2 separate regions of the Homo sapiens genome follow, and region 1 is linked to region 2. A link is an interaction called in ENCODE POLR2A ChIA-PET data of the cell type or tissue named here. Cell type or tissue: HepG2. All regions are shown on one strand.

Evidence for each region. ChIA-PET counts read pairs that join two places held together with the same protein. Peaks named below come from ENCODE experiments on the same cell type or tissue, not always from the same donor. Only the 100,000 strongest peaks of a DNase experiment are listed, where the experiment ranks them.
Region 1: POLR2A ChIA-PET joins it to region 2 with 5 read pairs; 9 of 35 experiments call an interaction of 5 or more read pairs at or near these places.

What each region holds. Positions count from the first base shown.
Region 1 is chr16:67,819,608-67,822,107 of GRCh38, forward strand. TSNAXIP1 (translin associated factor X interacting protein 1) reads left to right here. Exons shown (of 16, transcript NM_001288990.3): 3 at 1,232-1,344; 4 at 1,492-1,618. Among named protein-coding and RNA genes, the nearest start is that of TSNAXIP1, 14 kb to the left of the region's middle. In HepG2, no CTCF peak of the experiment used is centred here; no DNase peak of the experiment used is centred here; H3K27me3 peaks cover 84 bases.
Region 2 is chr16:67,725,270-67,727,769 of GRCh38, forward strand. It overlaps RANBP10 (RAN binding protein 10), which reads right to left. Exons shown (of 14, transcript NM_020850.3): 12 at 2,482-2,500; 13 at 2,058-2,169; 14 at 1-1,289. The coding sequence ends at 1,159. Among named protein-coding and RNA genes, the nearest start is that of GFOD2, 7.2 kb to the left of the region's middle. In HepG2, no CTCF peak of the experiment used is centred here; a DNase peak (open chromatin) is centred at 1,552.

The DNA.
Region 1 (2,500 bases), 94 kb after region 2:
ACCAGGGTCCATGTGAAGCACACATTATGCTTTCCCTCTTTTTTTTTTTTTTTTTTTGAGACAGAGTTTTGTTCTTGTTGTCCAGGCTGGAGTGCAATGGTGCAATCTCAGCTCACCGCAACCTCCGCTTCCCGGGTTCAAGGGATTCTCCTGCCTCAGCCTCCTGAGTAGCTGGGACTATAAGCACATGCCACCACACCTGGCTAAATTTTTTTTTTTTTTTTTTTTTTGAGACTGAGTCTCGCTCTGTCGCCAGGCTGGAGTGCAGTGGCGCAATCTTGGCTCACTGCAAACTCCGCCTCCTGGGTTCATGCCATTCTCCTGCCTCAGCCTCCAGAGTAGCTGGGACTACAGGTGTCCGACACCACGCCCGGCTAATTTTTTGTATTTTTAGTAGAGACGGGGTTTCACTGTGTTAACCAGGATGGTCTCGATCTCCTGACCTCGTGATCCATCCGCCTTGGCCTTGCAAAGTGCTGGGATTACAGGCGTGAGCCACCATGCCCGGCCTAATTTTTTTTTGTATTTTTAGTAGAGACGGGGTTTCACCGTGTTAGCCAGGATAGTCTCGATCTCCTGACCTCGTGATCCACCCACCTCAGCCTCCGAAAGTGCTGGGAATTACAGGCGTGAGCCACCGCGCCCGACTATGCTTTCTCACTGCATCCTCACATCAATACACTGTGACAAAGACTACCATCATCCCTATTTTACAGACGTGAGAACTAAGGCTCAGAGAAGTTGTGACATAGCTAATAAGGGACATTTGAGACTTAACCCGAGTCTTCTCTAACTCAAGAACCCACAGTCTTAATTATGAACCATGTTGAGAGATGTTTGTAAAACACATCAGGGCTGGCCAGGCACAGTGGTTCACGCCTGTAATCCCAGCACTTTGGGAGGCCAAAGTGGGTGGATCACGAGGTTAAGAGTTCAAGACCAGCCTGGCCAAGATGGTGAAACCACGTCTCTACTAAAAATACAAAAATTAGATGGGTGTGGTGGTGGGTGCTTGTAATCTCAACTATTCGGGAGGCTGAGGCAGAGAACAGCTTGAACCTGGGAGGCGAAGGTTGCAGTGAGCCAAGATCGTGCCACCACACTCCAGCCTGGGCAACAGAGCAAGACTGTCTCAAAAAAAAAAAGTCAGGACTGGGGGAGGAGAGATGGAGAGAAACATTAGGAAGGGGAGCAATGTTGCCATGGCAACCCCACCTGTACCTCCCTGCAGACTGGTCAGTTCTCCATGGGTGGGCACCTGTCCCCATGGCCCACATACACCAGTGGCCAGACCATTTTGCAAAATCGAAAACCCTGTTCAGATGACTACCGGAAGCGAGTAGGGTAAGCCAGGGTCAGTCCCATGGTGGGTGAGCTGGCATGGGCCAGGCTTTGGGCCAGGAGACAGGGCAGGGGCGTGTGTTGCCCCAGACTGAGGGCACAAGGGCCCCGTGGGGGTGCTGGCCACATATCAGCCACTGTCCCCTGCAGGAGCTGCCAGCAGCACCCCTTTCGCACTGCCAAGCCCCAGTACTTGGAGGAACTGGAAAACTACCTACGCAAGGAGCTCCTCCTGCTGGACCTGGGCACAGATTCCACCCAGGAACTAAGGCTGCAGGTCAGAGCCACAGAAGAAACTTGGGGAGGGCGGGGGAAGGGTGGGAAGAAGCTTCACCTACCGGCCGGGCACAGTGGCTCACGCCTGTAATCTCAGCACTTTGGGAGGCCAAGGCGGGTGGACCACCTGAGGTCAGGAGTTCAAGACCAGCCTGGCCAACATGGCGAAACCCCGTCTCTACTAAAAGTACAAAAATTAGCCAGGCATGGTAGTGGGCACCTGTAGTCCCAGCTACTCAGGAGGCTGAGGCAGGAGAATCGCTTGAACCCTGAACCCGGGAGGCAGCGGTTGCAGTGAGACAAGATCACACCACTGCACTCCAACCTGGGCGACAAGAGTGAGACTCCGTCTCAAAAACAAAAAAAAGCCTCACCTACAAGGACTGAGCACCTCAGACCTTCAGGGGAGACCCACCTCTCCCAGCTCTCCTGGGTCTCCTTCCCTGAACAGAAGCATGAAACATCCCATGAAAATGCCAGTGAGGCCGGGCACAGTGGCTCATGCCTGTAATCCCAGCACTTCGGGAGGCTGAGGCAGGAGGATCGCTTGAGGTCAGGAGTTCAAGACCAGCCTGGTCAACATGGTGAAACCCTGCCTCTACTAAAAATACAAAACCTGCAGTGGTGGTACACACCTGTAGTCCCAGCTACTCAGGAGGCTGAGGCAGGAGAATTGCTTGAACCCAGGCGGCAGAGGTTGCAGTGAGCCGAGATCATGCCACTGCACTACAGCCTGGGCAACAGAGTGAGACTCTGTCAACAGAAAAAAGAAGGCCAGGCACGGTGGCTCACACCTGTAATCCCAGCAGTTTGGGAGGCCGAGGCAGGCGGATCACCAGGTCAGGAGATCGAGACCATCCTGGCTAACATGGTGAAACCCCGT
Region 2 (2,500 bases):
GCAGCCCAAGAACCTGCCTCCACAAGGTACTGGTTTCTCAACAGAAAGCATCCATTCTCTCAGAGCTGTGCAGAGATGGTGAAGATCTAGGCAGGAAGAAAGCAGCCCCTGTACTCAAGGGCCTCTGTCCTGGGAATGGAGTCTTCTTTCCAGCAGCCTGACACACAGAAGCTCTCAGGACGAAGGCAGGTAGTTTCCAGGCAATCAATTTAGAGTAAATGTATTATTTGGCCATCTTAACAACAAGGGAAGATAGGGTATTGAAAAGGGAGGAAAGGGGAGCAAGGCAGGCAGTGGGAGGTGGGGTAGAGTGGTAGATAGTGTGCTGGCCAAGGACCCTCTACCTCTGCTGTGTGGCCCTGGGCCAAGTTATCACTTCTCTGGACCCTTGGCCCTGTAGTTCTCTGCTCTGTCCAGCTCTCAGGGGCCTAGGGATCTACAGTTCTTGGGATGCTATAAACCAATGTAACCATGCCCACTAAGTGGCCCACCAAACCCTATTTGGGTTTCCTAGGCTGCAGCTCGGCCTGTGACTCAAAAAAGGGGGAGCAAAAAATAAATCACTTGGCTGAGGTGACAGAGATTCTTCTTTTTTAATGAGTTGGACTCAAAGAAAACATGGTGCCTGGACAGCCTCACCCAAGAGGTGCTGGACCACTAATGCTACGATAAATACTGTCTTTTTTTTTAATATATATATTTTTATATATATATATATAATCTCATTTGTTTTTTACTTATGAAAATAATAAGCTATCACCAACTTGGATAGGCTTCATCACTAAATTAGCAGAAACCAGCTCAGCACAAACTCTCCAGAGATAAATACTGGTGGCTCAGTCAGGAGAAAAAAATTTAAAAACCCCAACCCCTCCTCAAAACAAAACCCCCCTTTCAAAATAGAAGGCGCTACATGAGAGTAACCAGCCAATACTGTGTTACAGGCCGCTGCACGTGAAGGGGAGAGAGAGAGAGACTGAGCGGGGTGGTGGGCAGAGAAAGGAAGGAAGGAAGGAAAGGGAGAGGGGGAAAGGCCAGGCAGGAGGAGTGGACTCTGTCTATGGTTTCCCAGTCCCTGCACCAGTTGCCTATGGAGGGCAGGGCAGCTCCAGCCCTGGGGCCAGTGGAGGGCCAGCCAGAGCCAGCCAGCACAGTCAGCTAGTGCAAGTAGTCATCAACTCTGGCAAAGGAGCAAGAACCCAGGCCTGCTCGGGCCATGAGCCGGAGACACTCAGATGCCTGGCCCAGGGCGAGCATCAGAGGGGGCTGCTTTGGCAGGTTCTGGGACTCTGTGGAGGAAAGACAAGGCCTGGTCACTGGCCTGCCCAGGGCTTGGGCCCAGGTCAAAGTTCCCTTGGGGGTGGAAGGAGGGGGCAGTGGACAGATTCTCTTGGAACAGAGTGTTCAGTACCTCTGTGTAAGTGTGTCCCAGCCACCAGGCCATGGCCCTGAAGTCATGCCAGGAACCTGAGGACCTTAGCCCCATGTAGAGCGCTGGGCTGGCCTGGGCCTACTGCCATGGCCTAGGACCCATCATGAACTCAGCTGGGCAGACAGAGGTCAAGGTTTAGGTTCAACCATGGGAGCCCAGGAGTCCTATGAGTCACCAGAGAGGGCCTGTACAGAGCTTGCTGCCCCAGTGTGGATAAACATCAGCTCTTTCTGGGGCCAATTGGGGTGGGGGTTGGGAACCACCCAGGTAGCTATGGGCTAGCTTCTGTTTTTGTTAGATCCACTCACCTAGGCCAGGCATGGTGGCTCACACCTGTAATCCCAGCACTTTGGGAGGCTAAGGCGGGCAGATCACCTGAGGCCAGGAGTTCGAGACCAACCTGGCCAACATGGCAAAACCCGTCTCTACTAAAAATACAACAACTAGCCAGGCGTGGTGGCACGCACCTTAGTCCCAGCTACTCAGGAGGCTGAGGCACGAAAATTGCTTAAACCCAGGAGGCAGAGGTGGAGATTGCTGTGAGCCAAGATTGTGCCACTGCACTCCAGCTTGGGCTACAGAGCAGACTCTGTCTCTAATAATAATAATAAATAGATTCACTCACCTAAAATGGCGCTGTTGAGGGCAGCACACACAGGTTCCCTCTGGATGGGGTCAAGCTGCTGGCCAACTGGGCAGCTCCAGGGGTCTGAGTATGCCAGCAGGCTGAAGGCATCCTACAGGACAGGGCATTCTTGAGAGGACTGTGGCACACACCATAGCTCACCCTGCTACCCGTGGCTCCAGAGGGAGACAGGGCCCTGCATGATGCCCAGCCTGGAATGTGGGGTGTAGGGTCGGGCAGGGCTGTACTCTCCCCAGAGCCTAGGTGTGGAGGGCACATGTCCAGTGGGCCCAGATGCCCCACTTCCCTCTGCAGACCTGGCTGGAGCCCACTCTTTCCTGCTGCCCCCTGGACTCTCCCAGAGCCACCCTGCCCCCAACACCAAATGGGGCCTGCTCTGCATGAGGCCCGGCTCATCCTGTACCTGCAGCATCTCTGTGTGG